3 separate regions of the Homo sapiens genome follow, and all the other regions are linked to region 3. A link is a loop called in an ENCODE intact Hi-C map of the cell type or tissue named here. Cell type or tissue: GM12878. All regions are shown on one strand.

Region 1 (8,000 bases), 56 kb after region 3:
GCATGCCCTTGTCAGCTTCCCTGCTCCTCTCCTGATGCTTCCTGGGATCACTTCCCAAATAAATTACTTGCACTTAAAAAAAAAAAAAAAAAAAAAAGAAATGTATGTGTATAATAGTTAAGGCAGGTGTTCCTGATCAGTGACTGGCTTTTTTCCACAAAAGACATTCAGGGACCTACTTCCTTGCCCTCTTGGGGCTTCGCCATCCCCTCATAGCTACTTCTTGAAAGCTTTGGCATAAATGGCACACATTACTTCTCACTTTCCATGGAGGAGAATGTTGATATATAGCCACATGGAACTGCAACAGAGGCTGAGAAATCAGTCTAACCACATATGCTACAAGCATGTTCCTATGCAAAGAAAGAACAGCTTCAGATGGATAATTAGTGTTGTCTAATGCTTACAGAGTCACAAATATCCCAGTACCTAACATAGTGCCAGGTATGGAGTGAATTGTTAAGTATTTATGGAGGAAGGAAGGGAGAGAGGGAGGCACACCAGTCCGGGTGTATGGCCTAACCATTGACAGGCAGATGGGACTGTCTGTGAAGGATCATGCAACCCCATCTTGCCATCTGAGGTTTAATCTTTGCAGTACTAAGTAATTGTTTGTGTCCCTTGGATTCTGTAAATGTTGTACTACAACTGTACACATGTCCTCTTTGACTTTTATAGGCCTGGGGGAAGAAAATTAAACATTCTTCATTTTACTTAGGTAATTAATTCATTCCTTTTGTCACTTATATGTAAGTCAATGGGAAGGAGGAAACAATATAAGAGTAACTGGAACACAACCTTCCTAAGCATATAGGCTCAGAGTTGTCAGAATCATCTCACAGAACAGTGAGAGAACATGCTCATGTTTCTCTGAGCTCTCTTCTGCCTTTAAGGTGTATCTTAAACGGACTTTATAAAGGTCATCTTCATTACAGGACTTTGAAGCAATTCCGAATGGCACTCTCTAGGTGCTGCCTGTGTCTGGCTGAGGAGGAAGACTGTGCAGTTACCTCCCTGGCTGCACATATGGCGCCTCTCTGTTCAGTCACCTCTCACCACCCTCTGCTGTTTTGGTGACCGTGTGGGGAAATTCCATGTTGGAATCTGAAGAAATCCACTTTACCATTGAGGACAGTGCTAAGGGCCCAGTGGCTGAGGGGGAAATCCTTGGGACAATGTTGAACACAGTTAATGCAGGGAGGGAAGAGAAGCCTGGCACTCATGGCTACCACTCTGCCTTACTCAGAAGGTGAAGAAGAGAGGATGAGTAGAGAGGTCTACTGGTGGAACAGAAATGATGGGGAATGGACTGGTATCTGCTTTAGGGCCCTGTGGAGCTGCAAGGCTGGTTCACGCTTGCCCCAATGTACCTACCAGACTGAGGGTCTGAACTGCCATCTTAACCTGACTCTTTCTCTTGGAGGGACTTCCAGTGGTGGGTGTGTACAGTCTGCTAGACACAGTGCCTAACCAACCATGAAAGATGGCTTGGCTGGGATTCCCAGCAGTGGACTGGGGTGACTTCCTAAAACAGAACACAGGCTCCACCTCTAAGCAGGGTGTGGGAGTCTAGACAGGAAGGGAAAATAAAAATTAAAAAAAAAAGATTTCTCAATTATATCATATCTGGCCCAAATGACATAAAACCAGTCTAATTACTTGAGATACATGGTCTAGGAAAGAATTTAATATTTATCAGTCTAGTACTACAAGAGAAAATTTATTTTTGAGCATTTGATACTTTGACATTTCTGGATTGAGTCGAAACAATAGGCCACAGGCTCCTTTTTCTTCCATTCCATGTCATTCCATTTCATTCCGCTATATCTTTTTTCCTTTCATAATATTAGCGCATACTTAATGTTTCATAGTGTGCTTGTGTTTTTCTGCTTCAAGTGGAATATTGCTTAAGTTGTAATCACTACAGCAAGCACTGAAAAAAAACTATACAGGGATATAGTAAGAAAACAAATACATTAAATAGAATAATAAAAAAATGCTTAACCCAAAAGAAGGCAGGGAAAAGGAAAGTAATTCCAGTTAATACTAATTAAAAGCAGAGATGGTCAAATAGATTTTTAAAAAGGATCCAACTTAGAAACAAACAAAACAAATAAGATGGTAGAACTAAATCCAAACTGATCAATAATTATATTAAATGTAAATGGTCTAAACACACCAACTATATGCTGTCTACAAGAAATTTCACTTCAATCATAGTTATACAGGTAGAGGACAGGAAAAGATTGCACTGTGTCAATTTTTTTTTTTTTTATGCTGTGTAACCGATTACTACAAGTAGTGGTTTAAATGCTATGTAACAGGTTACTACAGATAGTGGCTTAAATGCTGCGTAACAGATTACTACAAGTAGTGGTTTAAATGCTAAGTAACAGATTACTACAGGTAGAGGCTTAAATGCTATGTAACAGATTCCTGTAAGTAGTGGTTTAAATGCTATGCTACAGATTACTACAGGTAGTGGCTTAAATGCTGTGTAACAGATTACTACAAGTAGTGGCTTAAAACAACACATATTTATTATCTCAGGGGTCAGAAGCCTGGGTATGGCTTAGTTGGTTACTTTACTTCAGGGCCTCACCAAGTTTTAACCCTCAGGGTCTTGGATGAAGCTGTGGCCTCATCAGAAGCTTGGGGGTGGATGATGGTGGGGGGAAGTGCAGAATCTGATTCCAAACTTCCTCAGGTTGTTGGCAGAATTTATTTCCTTGTGGCTGCAGGACTGAAGCATAAGTTTCTTATTCACATACATTTGTCAATGTAGATGAAACAGACTAGGTCCTCAGAAAACCAGAAGTTACCAAAACTAACCCAAGACAAAATAGATAATCTGAATGATCTTATAATTATCAAAAGTAATTGAATCCATAATAAAAAATCTTTAAAAACTAGAGTTTCAGTAAGTCTATCAAATATTTAAAAAAGAAATCAATCCTCAACAATTTCTTTCAGGAAATAGAAGAGAAAGAAATACTTCCCAACTCATTTTATGAGGCTAGCATTACACTGAAAGCAAAACTAGACGAAGGCAGTAACAAGACAAGGAAACTGCAGGTCAATATCCTCATGACCATAGACACAAAACCCCCCAACAAATTATTAGCACAACAATCCAGCAATATAAAAAAAGAATACTACGCCACAACCAAGTGGAGTTTATCCTGAGAATGCAAAAATAGTTCAGTCTGTGAAAATCAATCAATGCAAGTCACCCTATTAATAGTCAAAAGAAAAAGCACATGATTATATCAATTGATGCAGAGAAAGCATTTAAAAAATTCAACATTCACTCATGAAAAAAAAACAGCGAACTAGGAATAGAAGGGAAATTATTATTATTTAATTATTTTTGAGACAGGGTCTTGCTCTGTTGCCCAGGCTAGAGTGCAGTGGCATAAACATGGCTCACTGCAGTCTTGACCTCCTGGGCTCAACCAATCCTTTTACCTCCACCTCCCAAGTAGCTGGAACCATAGGTGTATGCCACAATGCCCAGCAACTAATTTTTTAAGAAATTTTTTATAGAGATGAGGCCTTGCCATGTTGACCAGGGAGGTCTTGCACTCCTGGGCTCAAGCAAGTTTCCTGCCTCAGCCTCCCAAAGTGCTGGGATTACAGGCATGAGCCATTGTGCCTAGCTGTGGCTCATGCCTGTAATCTGTAATTCTTAAACCTGATAAAGGATACCTACAAAAAGCCTTGAATGTGGCAAAAACAACAAAGAGTTCTCAAATGCTGGGCAACACTGCACAGTACAATTGCTTTCCTTGTCCTAGTGTAGTGCAGCAATAAAATCCCAAGGCATCACCCTTTCCAAAATTGCGCTTATTGTTCCTGATAGTCTAGTGACCAGCAGTTGGCGAGAACATGAGTGCAACAAAAGTGAGCTCTGGATCTTTATTATGTAGCACTGGGATCGGGACTGCACACTCTGTGTCTTACTGTGACTACATCGTGCAGAAATGGGGTGGTGAAAAGAACATTAAGTTGGTGGAGAGGCACTTTGCTGAACAAGGATATAGGCGCTGATAACAAGGCTGTGCATCAGGAAGCTGGCAGTTAATCCGATCTTGGGCGCCTCCTGGGAACCAGAGCCAGCAATCAGCATCACGCAGAAAAACAGCAGGGATCTGGAAATGAGATTTCTGAAAGTCAGGAAGTTGGCAGTTGAGTCAGAGCTGCAGAACCAGCTGGAATAAGAACCTTTAGCTATCAGTACCAAGTAACAAAGCAGCAAGGAAGAGCTCACTAAAGGGACCATGGAGAGTTTTTTTCATTGTTTTTTTTTTTTAAATGAAGGGACTCAGAAATAAAAAACTTTGCTTAATTATTGTTACAGCCAGCCAGAGATTCGAAACAGCAGAGTCATAAAGAGAAATGTCTCATGAAGGTTATTCTCTCATGCAGACAAGTGCACTTGAATTTGTAGTCAGACACTTCTGCTTTTGAGCTTGTTTCTGTCAACCAGACTTTCCACACTTTCTTCTTAATGACTGGAACTTCTGACTTTCCCAAGCTTTTCCATGAGAAGTTGGGTCTCTCAGTCAGTTCAAGCAGAAAAAAAAAAGAAAAGTTTAACAATGAGGCAAAGTTGGAAGTATAATTTCAGGCGTTCTAATCTTCAGCACACACTTAAATTCCTGTCCTCCTCTGGAATTGCTAACAGAATGCGTCAGTTTAATTGCTCAAAGAATGTGTCAGTTAAAGCTTAGCTTAACTATAGTTCTGAAGTTGAGCTGCTCTGGTTCTCAAGATGCCCTAAGCAAAGAAAAGTACAGAATTTTGCAGAGGCAAAGAAGTGGTACGGAAAAGTCTCAGAAACAAGCCAGCTCTTCCTGGAAAGAAAAATCACTGGGTCTCTCGGTGGCCAACAGCAGAACTCCAGCTTTTTATTTGAGACTCACAGCCTTCAAAGCAGCACGTGTGATAGAGAGCACCCATTATGGACATCCGACGACCTGGGTTCAGACCCACATTTGCCCCTCTGAGATAGTGGTGATGGTGGACTCTTGATTCAGGCAGTCTGGATTCAAGGGGCAAGTCTGATATTTTCTTATTGTTGACCATGAGCAACTTAGTTCACCTCTTTGTGCATCAGTTTCCTTATCTATAAAACGAGATGATAAGCATATCTACCTTATAGAGTTGTTGTGAAGATTAAATGAATTCCTACTGCATGTGTAAAACGTCTGGAACCATACCTAGCTCATTGTAAGTGCTATATAAACGTTTGCTGTTATTATATACTAACTAGGTACTAGGATAATTTACCTGTCTGGTTTCAGCTTCCTTAGCTGTAAAGCTAGAGTGCTGGTTCTCAAAATGTGGTCTGGAGACCTCTAGCATCAAAATAACCTAGAGTATCAGTTTAAATAAAATCTCTTAGAGCATGGCCTGGAAAGGAGCTTATAAAAATGCTTTCAAAGTCATTCTTATGCATGTTTATCTAATCATAGGAGAACCCACATAATTAAATGAGCGTTGAGTTCATTCTAACTGTTGGCATTGAGTTGCTTTGGGAAGAAGAGAGAAATTATGCCCTGAGAGGCACAAGCACTGACCCTCTGACAAGAGAATGGAAAGCCGAGCCTGAGCTGTAGACAGGCAGTGCCCATCTCAGCAGTGAGTGGGAATCATGGCCTGGAGATGGGTGAGTCGCCTTTTTCATAAATGTCCATGGACTGCTCATGGAATGACCTGATAAAATTCTCCTTCCCAGTTGTATGGACTGAGAGTGAGCCCTTGAATCTTTGTGGCAATAAACAAAAAAAGTAACTTGTTGGAAGTTGGAACTAACTTCTCTGTCTTCTGTGCTCCCATTCACATTATTTCTATCCTATTATAATTCACATCCTACTGTATCACAGTGAAGTACTATGTGTATCTCCTCCTGAAACTATGAGCTTCTTAAATATAGAGGGAATACCTATATTCCCTCATCATTGGATTCCTCTCTTCCTCCTCCTTTGCCCTAACATTTAGCACAGTGATTTGCATGTGGTCGTTCTTTAGTAAGTGTTTGTTGAATGAATCAGCAGAAGACCCTGTTTGAACTGAGTCACTGGGATGGTGTTTACAAGTCTGTGATCCCAGGCAATGTACACTGTAATCGATGAGACCCACAGAAACAAAGGCAGTGGAAAAATCCTGCCTCCATCACAAAGGCCTTTGCAGTATTAATACAGTGGAAGATATAAATCTTAATTAGTAGCAGGAAAAAGTGATGATGTATCAAGGTTCTCAAAATGTCAGCTGGTGGCTGCTCAATCCATTCATTTATAGCTGCTAACCATAGCACTGTGATACTGAAACCAATACTGCTAATTAAAGGTGTAATGACAATCAGCCAGCTCACTGTTAATTGATTCTTAATACTTCAATTACTTGTTTTTATGCCAGTCGAATTTAATCAAAGGAGGTCAGAGAGTCATACAAGGCTTATAATTTTTAAATGATTTGCATACATTAACTTTTATGGGCATCATTTTCAAAAGTCAAGTGAAAAGATACCTATATTCATATATACTTTACTTGCTCATTAAAACTTTTGGAAAATAAAGTTAATCCATGATGACAAATAGATATAAATATTTCAACAACAAGGGGGAAATTTTGTTACACCTTAGACTTTGGTTCTATATTCTGTTTCTTTATCCTCTGCTGGAAAATAACCCCTGGATTTTTAATAACTTAAGGAAAACTTTCACTTGGGGCCCATTCTCCATCATCTTATTTTTCGCTTCTTGTTGTTGACAAGTTTTGAGGGGAAAGTGGTTTACAGATCCTCTGTAACCCTTACAATGTGGCTTCTGCCTCCTTTGCATATTTGAAAGCCACCATTAGCCTTTACCAGCTTAACTCAAATGGCCTTTTCACGGTCCTCGGTTGTCTTGTAGACTTTAATACTATCGACCACTCTTTCTTTGAAACTCTGCCTTCCTTGGCTAGGATCTCCACTAACCACTCCATCAGAAATATTTTCCAGAAGGAATTAAAATAGCCTGCAAGATAGGCAGGGAATATAAGCATGGAGGCTTACTGGGCTGCAGGAGGCAAGGAAACCCTGGGACAAGAAGTGGTGGCTCCTTCTCAGGAAAAGCTCAATGACCAGCAGGTCAGAACACCCAGACCAAGAGGGATTGGAAAATTCTACTCCAATTCTAGGCCTGTGTTCGTATTGAAGGGGGCAGGCTGGGAGCACATCTCTGGGAGGGTGGGATGCAGATTTTAGGTGCAGAACAATGCTGTGTTGAGTCAAGTCCTTTAAAGAGAGGACCACCAGGGATCCGGTCCACCCTTGGAAATAGGATTGGCAGGAGAGAGAGAAAGCAGACCCCAGGTGGCTGTCTGGGGCACAGGTCTGGGCTTTTCCTGGGTGGTGGAGGTGAGACAGCTCCTCATCTGGAGTTGACTGGAGATTCCCCATGTGGTGTAGATGATATGCACAAAGCCACTTTGCCAAACTCCTCTTTTGACATTTGGGTGTTTTAAAAAAAAAACCACTGTTTGCCAGCTTATACCCACAGTTTGCAGACGGCATCCATGACTACGAGAGGCTGGGGAGGGAAAGAAACTCCCATAATCCCTCTCGGTCTCTTTTCCCATTCAGTCTCCATCCATCTTCCCCAACCCTGATAGTCTCTGGCGATCTCTTGGTGATCTCACCTCTCATAACACCAGCTGGGGAGGCAATGAGCTGTGAGGATTGAGGCCTTCAGAGTTAGGCAGACCCAGGCTGGAAAAGCTGCCTCTTACTCATCCTTCCTAAGCCAGTTTTCTCATCTTTAAATGGCCTTGTTGGGTTGTTGTGAGAATTATATAAAATAAAGCATGCGAAGAGCCCAGCACAGTGGCAGTCACATTGCTGTTTTCCTGATTATTTCAAGCTCTGCCTTCTCTCCATCCCCAAATCCAAATTGTCTAGCCATGAACTCATGTCCAGGCTCTGGGTTCCACACCTCCAGTGGCTTAAAGACATT
Region 2 (8,000 bases), 120 kb after region 3:
AATCTTCCCTTTAAAAAAAATTTGATCCAAGCACTTGTCTTCCATTAGACCAATTAATTAGAGCTTTTTTATAGACATCACACACACAACACATATGTAACTACACAGACAGGCAGAAGAAAACCAGCAGCCATAAGATTTTCATTTGCCCATCTCCTATTTGGATTATTGGCCTCTGGGTGGGGCCCTTTAAGAGACAGGGCTAGGAAAACATGCAGCTTTTAAGGCCTAATAAACAGGCATGACTGGGAGGCAAAATCAGAGTTTGAGAGGGATCTATCCACTTTTAATTCCTGGGGTTCCATGAGAAAAACAGGTTTCTTCCCAAAACGGAGTGGTGCCTTGTCTGTTTTTCCCAAGGAGTCCCATGGCCCCAGGAGTTATCTTAGGGCCTGCCATGCATGCACTGAGAGTGGCAAGCCAAATGGAGAAAAATAATTTAGTCAACTGAGGAAAAGCCTTTTTCCAGCAAAGCAAGATACCCAAAGAGGAAAAAGCATAAAGGCCTTTTAAATAAACCATAACTTGGACATCCACTTTTAATTAAACTGAGCACTCTCTAAGAAAATCCTTTTAACTCCCTTATTACCCGATTTTAGCCATGCCAAGCAGCTAGTATTTCTGGCTTTCAAACTTTACTAACGTTAACCTCGCAGGTGAAACCAACAAGCCTCACTTAAGGTTATTATTTCACTGTGAGCGTATGCGGTATTTTCGAAGGGGATAAGGGTAAGCAATTCTTACAAAATTTAGAACCTTTAGAGGTAACCCAGTGAAAGGAAGATGTAAGAAAAAGGCTAAGCGTTGTTCATGGTGGGGAAGAGAATCAGCAAATGGCAGAAGTCACACAGATATTAACTGGAAAGTACTCATTTCCTAAGCCAGGATTGAACCTAGGCATCATTGTGAAATGAAAAACAAAAAGCATTGCCACATGGTTACAGGTCACAATCCCAAGCACACAAAACAAGATGGAGGCCTGCAGCAAAGTTTGCTGTTGGCCATACAGGAAGTCATGCAAAGCACACCAGATTGGCTACAGCTTAAGACCAACCTCACAAATCCTTTTTCATAATTAAAACTTTACAGAAAATATAAACCCTGATAGTTGGGGTCCTGGCCTGGTAAAATGTTTTCTTAAAAAAAAAAAAAAAAGCCAGCTGGGTTCTGTGGCTCAGGCCTGTAATCCCAGCACCTTGGGAGGCCGAGGCTGGCAGATCACCTGAGGTCGGGAGTTCAAGACCAGCCTGACCAACATGGAGAAACCCTGTCTCTACTAAAAATACAAAATTAGCTGGGTGTGGTGGCGCATACCTGTAATCCCAGCTACTCTGGAGGCTGAGGCAGGAGAATCGCTTGGACCCAGGGGGCGGAGTTTGTGGTGAGCCAAGATGGCGCCACTGCACTCCAGCCTGGGCAAAAACAGTGAAACTCCCTCTCAAAAAAAAAAAAAAAAAAGTCTGGGGGAAGAATCTCTTATTTTTATGCCAGTGAGTTTCTCCAACAGGGAGAGAAACTTGGGAGCTGGGGAGCCACCAGTTTGCCCGTCCAGCCGACATTCCTGACCTCCAGGAATGACATTTTAATATGGGGGGGCATAATTTCTCTACCCTCAGAAGAAGTCGGAGGACAAAAAGGCTTAGAAGCCAAAGGAAAAAGACTTTTTGGTTTGCATGTCACTCACCTTTCCTTAAGCCCTACGCCTGGATGCCAAAAATGTTGCAGAACTTTCTCCTTAGTTCCACCAAAACGGGGTTTTTGTCACTTGACCAGGAAAGATTAGATTGGTAGACACATAAAAGGGTGAGGAGCGGAATTTATTGGGAGAAAAGGAAAAAAAAGAAAGAACTCAGCAAAGTGAGATGGAGTCCTGCTAACAGGCCCTCTACCTCACCGATTGATTCCCAGGTCACCACACGAGCTAAAGAGAGCAGGCTACTTCCCTGCATAAGGCGTGAATTCCCCGTGGCTCCACCCATTTCCCCCAGTGCTCGTGTCTGGCTCCAGTCTGCTGTGGGGATGCCCATACAAGCCTAGGGCACAATTGTTGCCTAATCTGCACAAAGCATCTGATGTAAACACTTGCGGGGCAGGTCAGAGATTCTCTGGGGACCCCCTTTTTATCTGCCTAGGCGTTTGGCTATCTCAGTAGCTTTTAGAATCTGGTGAAAGCTCTGCATTTTCTCCCCAGTAAACTGCAAGATGCATATACAGCATGCTGCCTACAATTTCAGGGTATTTCCATGCTCTGCTCAAAACAGTTAAGAACCTTTGACTTAGGATGGCTTGTAGCAAACCCAAACCTGCACGTTGACTTCTGCAATTAGTAAGAGTCATCTTTGGAAATCCTTAAGTTGATGAAAAAGTATTGTAGCAGGACAAGCCGCAGACAAAACTCCTCAGACACCGAGTTAAAGAAGGAAGTGGTTTATTCCGCCGGGAGCATCGGGCAAGACTCCTGTCTCAAGAGCCGAGCTCTCTGAGTGAGCAATTCCTGTCCCTTTTAAGGGCTCACAACTCTAAGGGGGTCCGCGTGAGAGAGTCGTGATCGATTGACCAAGCAGGGGGTACGTGACAGGGGCTGCATGCACCGGTGGTCAGAGTGAAACAGAACAGACCGGGAAGTTTCACAGTGTCTTTTCTATACAATATCTGGAATCTATAGATAACATATCCGGTTAGGTCAGGGGTCAATCTTTAACTACCAGGCTTAGGTCAGGCAGGCCCAGGCCTGGTTTCGGGTCTGGTTCCTAGGCACCGGGCTACCTGCCTTTTGTTTTGCTTTTCTTTTCTGAGTATAAAACAATATAAAACAATATGAGAGGGTCTGTCTCTCTTCTCTCAGTATAACTGCTTTATGTGCTCAAACTTCAGTTAAGATACAATATATGACAAAGAACAAATATGCAAAATAAAATTAGTGTTTTTAATTACAGACAAAAAAGAGAGAAGAGCATAAAGTTGCTGAGAGCCTAAAATTGAACATTAAAAAGTTAATAAATGCACTTATGATGCAACTTCACTCCATAAACTTTATCTGCAATGGCAGTTCTAGGAAGAACTGCTGGTTGGGCTTCTGATACGTGCTAGCACTGGAGAAATCACTGAAATTTATTCTCTCTCAGGTATCAAGGGCATCCATCTTGCCTCTCCCGGTTTTTCCTTATCCTCAAAATGCACATTAAAAACATAGACAATATTCATATAAAGTGAAAAATATCCAATAAGTTGCCATTATTATTTATATGCTTTTTCTTTCCAAAAATATTCTTTGTAAAAAATTTCTAATTGTGCTTTATATTTTATTTTTATTTTATATTTGGCAATTAAAAAGTTAGCATTTTGAACATGCACTTTCACTCATAAATCATCACCTCAAATAAAAAATACATACGCAAAGAATTAGATTAGACTGGGTAATGGAAATGTGAAGTCTGAGTATTCCAAGCTGGAGTTTTGTAATCTGCAAATTTACTACATTGAATCAGTATCAGTCGGCTTTTCTTAATTTCTTTTTCTTTTCTTTTTCACATGTGGTCTCCTGCTCTCCCTGTGTCTGGCACCTCTTCTTGCAGCTGTGTAATGGGGGCTCAGTCACTGAGCTTGTCAAAGGTCTACTCAGATGTGGCCAGCGGTTGGATGAAGCAATGATCTCATACATCTTGTACGGGGCCCTCTTGGTAAGAACATCTATCAAATGGGGTATGACAGCAGATGGGATGGTTTGTTCATTGCTTGGGTCCTTATTGCATATTAACAATGGGGAAACTGCCCTATGATATGCAAGGATTACTAACAGCAGGAAGGTGTAGCCAAATGTAGACTTTCATGAGACTTTTCAATAGTAGGGTAATTGCTTTAAAATAAGCATGTAAATTTCCCCTTTCTCTTTCCTGTTGTTTGGTGGTGGTGGGATGCCATGCAGGGCCTTCAGCATTTGCACAACAACCGAATCATCCACCGTGATGTGAAGGGGAATAACATTCTTCTGACAACAGAAGGAGGAGTTAAGCTCGTTGACTTTGGTAATGACTGCTTGTCGTTTGTTTTCTTGACGTGTGCAGTTTAGCCAAAGGGGACAATTTATTGCAATCTCAGAAGACTGGGGCTTCTCTGCTACACCATAGGCTGAGGGACTTTTCCAGTCAAACACAAGCTGGAGGGGGTGGGGGCTCCAGATGGATCACCCTAGGAGATGCTGTTTGCTAATCTAGTTTCAGCTTTAGAAGCAATTTTATAAAGATTGAAAATAAAAGTGTTTCAAAAGAAGAACTTGATGGAAAAACTTTTCGGTTTTCTGCTAAGAATTTCACATCTCAGGGCAATTGTCTATAATTTACATTTTGTCATTTCTTCTTTTGCATATGAAAAGAGAAAGCAGTTTGGTCTTTCAAATGACTTTCACTAGCCTTAGGCATACTTATTCCCAGGGAGCAGAAGGTAAAATAGTCCTCTGGGCCTGGGAGCTAACATCCTTTTAAATTGTGTTTACTGCTGCTACATGTGAGGCTGGTTGAACTGGAAACATTAACGGGAAATGGAAGTGTGAGAGGAAATGCAGGGCAATATCACCTAAGGCCAGAGAACTATTAAATATCCCCTTGTAATATCATATGTTGATATTCACAAAACAACAAACCATTTGGTTTTTTTTTTAAGTTTATTGAAGGTTTAGTCTTCTAAATGAGTTCAGCAATAGTACTTCAGAGTCATTGTTACAAATAATGAGAAAACATTTAGTGAAACACTTTAAACGTGTTTTTTTAAAAGAATATTTATTGTCTTATTGCTAAGAAAGAGTTCAGTGTAAACATGTATCAGTTTATCACTTGCTCAGAAGAAATTACTTAAAAATAAATGAGGTTGGTTTAGACGTACTAGTCTATTTTTACTGAAACACAAGCAAAGAAAAATAGCAGAGGGAGCATTTTGTTTAAGTCTTATGCTCCTCTTTATAAGGAATGATATAACTCCAATAATATGCTGTGTGTATGACATTTGAATTGTTTTTGCACGTGATTCTGGGGACTGTAAATATGTTGTGAGGGGAAACAGACTGAAAGGATGAGGATGGGGTGGGAATTGATACTGATGTATTCACTCAGCAGCTTTGCGATTTGACATAGAGTAAATGTTCCTAATCTTTCCATTAGAAGGTTCCTGAACTTTCAGTGGCTGCAAAAGGAATGTCTAGAAATTAAAACCAGAAAGGTATAGTTGTTTTTACCAAAATTGTGGTGGAGGACTTGGTAAAATGGGAAATTATCTAGGTCAAATAGACTTTAAAGAGCTTCTTGGCTCTCTAATAAAGAGAATGTCCGCAGTCATCCCCCAATAAACCCACAGATCCTTGGCAAATCTATGCTCATGTTTCAAAGGTGTGTCCTTTGCTAAGAACACATAGTGTTCAGTTTCTAAGTTTTTGTCATCAATGACATTAGTGGCAACCCTTGTCATTCTCTTAAGGTCTATGTGAGACTTCTGTGTGGTATAAAAGAATACCTTATGTGTGTAAAATGCTTTGCAATTTATAAAGCATTTTCACATTTGTTCTCCTATTTGGTCTTAAGAAGAACCCTCCGTGTTAGGTGTGACTGTTGTGATTATCCCTAGTTTAAAGATGAAAAAACTGAGGCTCAAAGGTGAAGCAATCACATAATTAGTAAAAAGCATAATTGGGATGGAAAACATTGATTTTTAATCCTGTGGACCTTTACGCTCTCGTGATATGAAGAAGACAGTTGGTTAAAGGACATTGGAGTTACATTAGAATTCAGGTCCCCAACATTGAGCCCCAGATAATGTTATTAGTCATTTTCTTTTTCCATTTGACAAACACAGCTTTCTTGCCAGGTTTCCAGGCTTCTAGGCAAGATAAGGCACTGAAATCTTTTTATGTCTACACTGATGCTCTGTTACAGATAGTGCAGCCGATCTTCTTTCTCCATAAAATGAAGCCCCTTATTAAGAAAGAAGTCATGTGAAATAATTTGGAAATATAATAGGATGATATTTTGGATTGATCCTAGTTGTTGATATTTTTCTTTTGATTTTTGCAGTGATATAGACAGGGATGTCCATTAGGGAAAAAAAAAAATCCTAATGATTTAAATAGAGTGATAAATGCTCCAGAGTTGTAGTTTGGCAACTACAGCTAGTGAGCCAAATATGACCTACCTCCTATTTTCATATGGCCTATGAGCTAGGAATGGTTTTTACATTTTTAAATGATTGGAAAAAAAAAACCCAAAATATTCTGTGACGTGAAAATTATATGAAATTCAAATTTCAGCATCTATAAATAAAGTTTTATTGGAATGCAGCCACATTCATTCATTTATGTGTTTACTATGGCTGCTTTTGTACTATTGCAGCAGAACTGAGTAGTTGTGACAGAGACCATATGGCCCACAAAGCCTAAAGTACTTATTTGGCCTTTGTGGAAAAAGTCTGCCGATTGCTGGTCTAGCATCATACTTTGCTCACTTTTGAATTCTGATACTCTTTCCTTATAGGTGTTTCAGCTCAACTCACCAGTACACGTCTGCGGAGAAACACATCTGTTGGCACCCCGTTCTGGATGGCCCCTGAGGTAAGCTGGAAATACCTAGTTCTTTCTTTGCACTTGTTGAATGCCTTGGTACTATGCCTTTTTATGGGTAAGTCATATGCTTTGCAGAATTTTTAGGGAGAAGAAAGTCCATTATCCTCATTGAACTTTAAGAGTACTAGTTTGGTCAGCGATGCTGGTGAGATGTAACCTCAGAAAAGCAAGATTAAGTTATAGCTATCCCACAGGGCACCTTCATGCAATTAGAAGAAAGTGTCCCTCCAGAAGATGCAGCCCCCTCCAAGGGCCATGTCTTGGCAAATTCATCAGCCCTTGTATAAATTAGAAAAAGTCAACTTCCCTGGATACATGCAGCCCCAGAGGTATATGGCTTTGTGAAGAGCCAGATTTCAGCACCAACTGGCCTACAGAACTATATGCGGTGGCCCTGGTTGTTTTTTTGTTACCAGATACATAGCAACTTATCTTGTGTACTTTGTCGGCTCTCTGTAGTGAAACATGGGATTTATTCCTAATTTAGGTTTGGCATCATCACAGAACTCTCTGGAAAATGACGCATGTAGAAGTTTGGGGAACCTTCCAGCTAGATGAGTCTTGCTCTGAAACACCAGTGCAGTTTAGTTTTTCAGGTCATTTAATTCCACAGTATGCTGACCTTTGCCTGAGAGCAGCTTTCTGGATTAAACAAATGGGTTCTTTTAATAAAAGGACTCAGATGGTCACCTCCTTAGATGTCTTTCCATCTCTGCATGATGGTATTTCCTCTGTGTGACTGCCAAAGTGGTCTCCTAACAAAGTAAGTGGTTCACACTAATCTCTGCTTAAATTTCTTCAGTGACCTCCCCCGCCTCCCATCATCTATGGCTCTTTCTTTCATACTGGGTAATGGATAGGCCCATTTTAAAGAAAAAGAAAAATGCTGCAATTTCCAGTGTTTACCTAAATCTTAAATATTTCTTAAATAGGTTTTACAAAACATAAAACTAGATATAAACTCTTTGTCATTTTTATTTGCAGAAGTATAAAACCAAAAGGAAAAAAATGTATTATGAAAAAAAGCTATTATACAATGCCAGTAACATTCAAGTAAGCAGCTCTACTTTTATGAGACAAATGATACTGTTTTGTGACTCTCCATTGTCCTTTGCAGTGTGCTTATGTTTCAGGACACAATAGTATGGGTTATTTTCAGTCTGGCACACCTACAACCACGTACCATGCGGCTACTCAGTTCTCCTACTACTTTATTCCATTTCAGCTAGCATAATCTGTTTGTTCAAACAGCACCTCTTTTGATCTCCAACTGTTACATCTGTGTTGGCTTGGTGCCAACTTAATAGTAAACATAATATGAACACTGTGTGACAAATAGTCATCCAGATGATCTAGACTATGTTTTTACTCCTCCTTCTCCCATTATTATTATTAT
Region 3 (8,000 bases):
GGAAAAGAGTCAAGAGCCCAGAAAGAGAGCTGTGCATATATGAACACTGATTTATAACAAGGGAAGTACTGCACAGCAGTGGAAAGAGGATGAGCTTTTCAATACATGATACAATCTATATTGGATCTCATCACACCATACAAAAATCTGTTCCAGTTAGATGGTAGCCCTAAGTACAAAAAGCAAAACAATAAAGATACTGGAGGATGTCATGGTCATTAATGTCGCCCACCAAATATTTCTAGTTCCTTTTCGGGTCCATGCTAGGATTATAATTCCCTACCCCTTGAAATTGTGTATAGCCACATAACTTGCTTTGGCTAATGTCATGTGACTGGAAGTGATATGTGCTACCTGCGGAATTTTTCAAAGCCAGTGAGTGATCATTCTGTTCTTTTTCCCACTGTAATGACAATTTGCGATGTTCCAGTTGTCAGCCTAGGTCTCAGTTTGAGAACAAGCCAATCTGGCTGGATGAGCAAAATAAACATGAGCAAAAGTAAACCCAGTGTTTTAACGTGATGAGATTCTTGGAGTTGTTGAAACGTAACTTGGATTATGCATATTGATAGAAATTGCTAGGAGGAACAGGATGCTTTTGTAGCAAAAAGTTATTAATATATGTATTAATGATTTAAAAGTTGATGGTAGGTGATAATGAAGGATGAAAGGGAGATCCATGTTATCCAGGAGCAAAGTATTTGTTGAGCTGTTGTGTGCAGTAAATTATAAGATAATAACACACCGAATGAATTTGTGACTATAAGGGAAAGAACTGGAAAACAGAATGTGTTGCCTGGCAGTGTTTGCATTACACAGGGTATTACGTGGAAGAGATAAACTCATATATATGTAAATGGCCATTTGGTAGCAGAAATAAAAAATAATATAGTCTAGAAATTTGGGGGATTTAAGAGTTGGAAAACACAACTGCTCTTAACCATAACCACTAACAGATAAACCTGAGAGAGCTTTGAGCAACAAAGATTAAACTCAGCCTTGTGGCAAAGATTAAATGAGATTATGGTCTTGACACCATAGTTAAAACCTCTGAAAAGCTTCTGTGAAAGTGTTTGTCTCAGAATCAAGGTCCAACTAAGGGTGCGTAGCAGTACATCCTTTCAATTAGACAAAATGGTTTAAGGAAAAGAGACTAAAAGTGTGACTGTCTCACTGAAGTCCTGATAAATTCAATTTATCTGAAAATAAGTTGAAAGAGAGTCATGGAAACTAGAAAGCAATGAATAGAGCAAATCTAAGGAGAATGTCTAGAAAGGAGCTGTTGATGTAGCTTTTGAAACATGGAACTGATTGGACTCCAATATATAAAAAGTGTATGTTTTTAGGAGGGTTGTGTTGTTAAACCATAAATGTAGATATTAAAAGTCTGTGACTCTTTGGGACTTGAAATGACTTTGTACTACCAGCCATATATGGGAAAGAAGCTGAGAGAACTGCACAACTCTCAAGGAGGCATATTCTCAAATGCCCACTCCAGATGCAGACCAAGAGTATAATGGGAAGGGAATATATTCCCAGAGCCTGGAGCCACAAGCTACTAAGAACAATGGACAAAGGAGCTCTTCCCAAGGAGCAGAATCTGGACCTAATCGAGAAATATTACATACCCACCTCTAGAGGGACTTCAGAGTATCTTCCCAGCCACATTTCAAAATTGCTATGAATCAGTGACTGCTGTGTTTAATTTTCTTTCTTTCTTTCTTTCTTTTTTTTTGAGACAGTCTTGCTCTTGCTCTGTTACACAGGCTGGAGTGCAGTGGCACAATCTCAGCTCACTGCAACCTCCACCTCCCAGGTTCAAGTGATTCTCCTGCCTCAGCCTCCCGAGTAGCTGGGATTACACGTGCATACCATCACACCCAGCCAATTTTTGTATTTTTAGTAGAGACAGGATTTCACCAAGTTGGCCAGGCTGGTCTCAAACTCCTGGCCTCAAGTGATCAGCCCACCTTGGCCTCCCAAAGTGCTGGGATTACAGGTGTAAGCTACCACACCCAGACTAATTTTCTAATTTTCCAATTGGAAGTGTTTATTGTTATTATCTAATCCCTTTTCCCTTATTATATATTCACATTTTGTTTTCTATGTAATTAAACTTTTTTACTAAAATAAATGTTTTTCTCTGCAACAAATTTTTAATAAATATGATTTTTAAAATGTATATTAAATCACTTTGTATTTCTTCTCTTAAAGTGTTCTAAGGAAAACTAATCATTAAAATAAAAACTCCAGGGATTACAGGCTTTAGTTAGATATAAAGAAGCAAAGGTCAAAGTTAAGTAAAATATTTTGTCTCAAAGGAATATAACAATTGTAAGTAAAATATATATAAGCAAGTACCAAAGGTTAATAAGAAAATTTAGATGAAATAAAATGAAAGGTTTTTGGCCTAAAATATTTGAGAATTCCTGTCTGAGGTCAAATATTTTCTTTTGATTTTATTTCATTGTTAATATTGGCCCATATACTCTAGCTAGTTTCCTTTAAAAAATAGATTATAGTTCTTTTGCCAGCCATTTGCCGTTAAATTTTCTAAGTTATCCAAACTAGTTATATTATATGGATACTTTAAGAGAATCATAATTATGTAAATTTACCTCTAGGCTTCTCTTTTCTTATATGACATTTGGGTTTTTTAAGTTTATGAGTCTTTCAGTGACCTTTACAATACTTCAGATCAGTGCCCCTCACTTTAGTTTTTCCAAAGGAGAGATCTACGGTAGATGATTATGTAGAGATGATCCCATCATCTTGGAGACCCAGATCTACACAGATTGGTTGCTTGCCTGGAATGGGTATTATAGTCAAGCAATTTCTCCTTAATGTTCTTAGTTATTTAAAGGAACAGTTGCTTCAAAGAAATTACTTTCTCTGTAATTTTCTATGATAACATATAATATATAATTATATGTATTATATATAATAATATATAATTATAATATATAACAGTGAGAGATCCCCAAAGTTCCTGACACACTGGAGAGTCTGGTTTAGAGACAGTTCAGGAACAACCTTCCTCCACTGACTTTCCCCACACCCACTACTCTCTGTATGTGCTCCTAGACTGGGCTTTGAACTTGCCCTCTACTTACTGTTATCCTCCTTAAAAGCAAACTCTGTACTATAAATGGTAGCAAGAGGGAGATCTTTGTGGCGACTGAAAGAATCTTGTTTGACTGCAGTAATGAATGGTTACACAGAACCCCATGTGATAAAATGACATAGAACTGTTCACACTACCCATATCAGTTTCCTAGTTTTTATATTGTACTATGATTATGTATGATGTAAACATTGGGTGAAGGATATTGGGACCTCTCTGTACTGTCTTTGTTTGCAAACTTCTGCAAATCTATAATTATTTCAAAATAAAAAGCTAAAAAAGAAAAAAAAAGACAGGTAGTTCTGTCCATTCCATCTCTCTTTGTTTTTGACCTGCTCGTTGACAGCATATTTGAGGCCTTTCTCAATATCCTCTAATTGTGTTTAACCATCAGCCTTGAAGGTTTATTTTTCTTGGTTTCAGTTCTGCTTGTTTCTAGATTTCACTGGCTTACTTCCAATTCTAATACTACTCTGGCCCCCACCGCTATACTTATGTCATCATTTGGAAAGAAAGATAGATATACAGTAGGAAAAAAATGTACCTACATATGGCCACACATAAAGATTTATAGGTCAGAGATTCATTAGTCAGGGGACTGAACAATGACCAGATGGGCTTGGCGAGGTGGTTCACGCCTGTAATCCCAGAACTTTGGGAGTCCCAGGCAGTTGGATCACCTGAGGTTGGGAGTTCGAGACCAGCCTGACCAACATGGAGAAACCCCATCTCTACTAGAAATACAATATTAGCCGGGCGTGATGGTGCATGTCTGTAATGGGAGGCTGAGGCAGGAGAATCACTTGAACCCGGGAGGCAGAGGTTGCAGTTAGCAGAGATCGTGCCACTGCACCCCAGCCTGGGTAACAAGAGCGAAACTCCGTCTCAACAAAAAAAAAAAAGAAAACCAGGTGAACTTTTATTTTTATTTACTCGCCCATAGACTGTATTTACTTAAGTTCTATGTTCTTATGTTATTCCGTCCAAAAAACCTCCAAGGCATACAATCTTCTACATTTCACCAATAAGAAAACTACAACAGTAACAGAAATAACTGCCTCAGATGATTCAATCAGTGAATGGTCTGACCCAACATGGCGCTAACTCTTTCAGATCTTTCAGCTGTAACTGTTTAAATTAGCCATGAATACGACAAAGATCAAATGCAAACAGGCAGTGTACCTAAAAGAACTATCAAGCATTTCTGTTTTCTGTGGAAATTGATGGCAGGAAGTGGGATAGAGGGATATAGAAGTGTTTTATGTATTTATTTGTTTTAAAGCAATGTGTATTTATTGAGGGCCTCATGTTTAAGGCCCTATGTCGGTTGTTTCCAGCAATACAAAGAAGTCAAAAGTCCGGGTACTCAAGGAGGTGATATTATAGTTGGTGAAACATTAATTTACCTGTAAAATAAAAAACTAAGTAATGATACAATTACAGTATGAACCACAGATGGCTAGCAGAGTAAAAACTATAAATGTCCCAGCATTAGAGACATTGATATTATTGAGAAATACAGACTTTGATGAAGGGGAAAGGAAACAAAAGATACAATAGAAGGTGGGAAGTGGAGGATGGATGTTCTCAATCTGCTAGAAGGAAATGGAGGCAATTGTTATGAGCATAGACTTTTTTTTAATCATACAACTTTATTCTCATTTAAGAAAATTTTTGTGGGTACATAGTAGGTGTATATGGGCATAGACTTTTAGATCAGATAAATCTGCGAGTAAATCTGTTGTCCATCTTCAAAGTAGGTCTTTGATCTTAGGTAAGTGATTTAGCCTCTCTGGTCTCAGTTTTCTTGTCTAGAAAATGAGGATTATAATGGCACTGATTTCTGGGGTCACTGGGAAGATTAAATAAGGTAGAACAGGACCTCCTCCCCTACCTGATGTTGGTTACTGCAAATATCTTCCTCACCGGGTTATCTGTTTTATTTGAATTTTGCCTATAGTGTTGTTCCTGGGGGAGAAATGTTTAGTTTTGGTATCAAATTTATCAATTGTTTATTAGTTTGTCCTTTTGGGGTGACTTATTTAAATTAGTTAAAAGTACCTGGAAACCTGGTAGCAAAATGAGAAAATAATATAAATAATTCACATAACCAGAAATCTGTATTATTATTATGTGGATGAAAGAAATGCTCATCCTCACTAACAGGGAAATACAGGCTAAAAGCATAATGACATACTATTCTAGAAAGCATTAGGATTTCCTTGCTGGCAGTACTTGGCAAAGATAAATATGAATACTTTATGACCCAGCTATCCCAATCCTAGATATATATTCCAGAGATACTTTTTTTTACACAGGAGATGGGTGAGAGAATATTCTCCGCAGTGTTTTTTGTTATTCAGCACAAAAGGAAGAGACATATTTTTTTTTGAGTGGTAGATACATGCTGAGGAAACTCTGCGGCTGTCAGATGCGCACATGGTAACAGAGATAATTGTTCAAAAACATGACGCTGGGTGAAAAAAGAAAAAGGAATAAGATCTATAGCCCAAGCCATTTATGTATACTAAAATGTATACACATTAAAAAAACTCTATATAAGTTTAAAGAATACAATCGACATCCAAGCATAGTTTCAGGAACATTCTCTAGGAACTTATGTTTGGGGGCAAGAGGAGGACAGGAAGAGAAGAACTGGGGACACTGGGGAAAAGAACAAAACCAAACCATAGACATACCTTGTGCAAATAGGGGATGATTATCCTAGCTCTCTCACCCTAAGACCAGCACTCCCTAAATAAAAGTATACTCCATGTTTTTAAGGACCACTAGTGTAGTCATAGTGTCAATAGTTACTGTCAGTGATAGGTAACAGTGGTGAGTAAAATATGGGTGAAGCTGATGCAAATTTTATAAAACAAGAAGACTTATAGAGATCTAAAGATATTTGTAAATGACTGTTAATTAGATACAGTTAAATCAACACATGTTTCAGGTCATTCTGCTAGTGTTCAACTGGTTAATGCCAAATGCAAACTGCAATTTCAAAATGCAGTTTACAAATGTTTCAAGACATAATAGCACTCTATTTTCTTTTTATGTTTATTATTATTAAATTTTTTGGTGTGGAACAAATTTTCAGAAAAGTACATAATTCCTAATTGTTTACTTTAGTGAGTTATCACAAAGTAAACATATCATCACCAAGTCTTGGGCTATAGATCTTGGGCCATATGGCTTGGGCTATAGATCTTATTCCTTTTTCTTTTTTCACCCAGCGTCATGTTTTTGAACAATTATCTCTGTTACCATGTGCACATCTGACAGCCGCAGAGTTTCCTCAGCATGTATCTACTACTCAAAAAAAAAATATGTCTTTTCCTTCTGTGCTGAATAACAAAAAACACTGCAGAGAATATTCTCTCACCCATCTCCTGTGTATATAGAACACAGCAGAGATGCCAGAGGCCCTCCATGACCTCACCCAGATGCTACATCCTTTTTCCTTTCCAGGCGCAATTACTGTCTTCCAACACCATAGCTTAGCTTTGCCTGGTTTTGAACTTTTGTTTAGAATTTTTAAATGCCTTAGTACTATAGAAATTTTAAAAAATCTAAAGTTGAATATTAGACCTATATTTGAGATTTCATTTTATAAATAGTGTTTTCTTAAAAAAAATCTTCATTTCCAACGGTTTATTGCTAGTATTTAAAAATCCAGTGATTTTTGTGTGTTGGCCTGATATGTTGTGACCTTATCAAACTCACTTATCAGTTCTAGGAGATGTTTTTTCTTTTTTTTTTTGTGGTAGCTTTTTTAGGATCTTCCATGTGGATAATTATGTCATCTGTGAATAGAAACAGTTTTTTTTCCTTTCTAATTTGTATGACTTTTATTACTTTTTCTTGCCTTATTGCACTGATTAGGATATGCAGTCAGGGATAAGAGAGATAACAGCAGATCCTTCCCTTGGTCCTAATCTTCAGAAAAAATTACCCAGTCTTTAACCACTAAGTATAATGTTAGCCGTATTTTTTTTTTAGTTGTCCTTTCACAGGTTAAGGAAGTTTACTTCTATTTTTTAGTTTGCTGCTAGTTTCAGTTATGAAGAGATGTTGAATTTGTCAAATTCTTTTTTTGTGACAATTGGTACAATCTTTACACCATGTATAGGGTAGATTACATTTATTGACTTCTCCCCCTCCCCATGGAAGTTATAAAAGGATTGCTTTTTTGTTGTTTTACATTTTAAGTTCCAGGATACACACGCAGTACATGCAGGTTTGTTACATAGGTAAACGTTTGCCATCGTTGTTTGCTGCACCTATCAACCCATCACCTAGGTATTAAGCCTCACGTGCATTAGCTATTTATCCTGATGCTCTCCCTCCCCCCAGCCCCTGACAGGCCACAGTGTGTGTTGTTCCCCTCCCTGTGTCCATGTGTTCTCATTGTTCAGCTCCCACTTATAACTGAGAATATGTGGTGTTTGGTTTTCTGTTCCTGAGGATAATGGCTTCTGGCTCCATCTATGTCCCCACAAAGAACATGATCTCATTCCTTTTTATGGCTGCATAGTATTTCATGGTGTATATGTACCACATTTTCTTTATCCAGTCTATCATTGATGAGCATTTGTGTTGATTCCATGTCTTTGCTATTGTGAATAGTGCATTTATTATTGAAATCAGTCTTATATTCCTAGGATAAATCCTAGTTGATGTTAGTGTACTATTATTATTTATTTATAATGCATTCAATTAACTAACATTTCATTGAGGAATTTTGCGTCTATGTTGATGAAGGATATTGGTCTATAGTTTCCTTGTATTGTCTTTGTCAAGTTTTAGTATCAGGGTAGTGCTGGCCTCATAAAATGAGATGTTTTCTGAAAGACATTGTATAGAATTAGTA

The links. Peaks named below come from ENCODE experiments on the same cell type or tissue, not always from the same donor. Only the 100,000 strongest peaks of a DNase experiment are listed, where the experiment ranks them.
Region 1: a loop joins it to region 3, with 1.9 times the contacts of the local background. A loop is called at or near these places in 3 of 110 quality-filtered maps.
Region 2: it touches region 3 in a loop (2.1-fold over the local background); 3 of 110 quality-filtered maps call a loop at or near these places.

The regions. Positions count from the first base shown.
Region 1 is chr2:170,151,151-170,159,150 of GRCh38, forward strand. No RefSeq gene overlaps it. Among named protein-coding and RNA genes, the nearest start is that of MYO3B, 23 kb to the right of the region's middle. RefSeq lists a silencer at 4,374-4,423. In GM12878, no CTCF peak of the experiment used is centred here; no DNase peak of the experiment used is centred here.
Region 2 is chr2:170,210,804-170,218,803 of GRCh38, forward strand. It overlaps MYO3B (myosin IIIB), which reads left to right. Exons shown (of 35, transcript NM_138995.5): 4 at 3,576-3,680; 5 at 3,926-4,025; 6 at 6,516-6,592. Among named protein-coding and RNA genes, the nearest start is that of MYO3B, 37 kb to the left of the region's middle. RefSeq lists enhancers at 3,310-4,001, 4,002-4,693. In GM12878, no CTCF peak of the experiment used is centred here; DNase peaks (open chromatin) are centred at 2,178 and 3,958; H3K4me3 peaks cover 1,395 bases; H3K27ac peaks cover 2,630 bases.
Region 3 is chr2:170,095,564-170,103,563 of GRCh38, forward strand. No RefSeq gene overlaps it. Among named protein-coding and RNA genes, the nearest start is that of MYO3B, 79 kb to the right of the region's middle. In GM12878, no CTCF peak of the experiment used is centred here; a DNase peak (open chromatin) is centred at 3,549.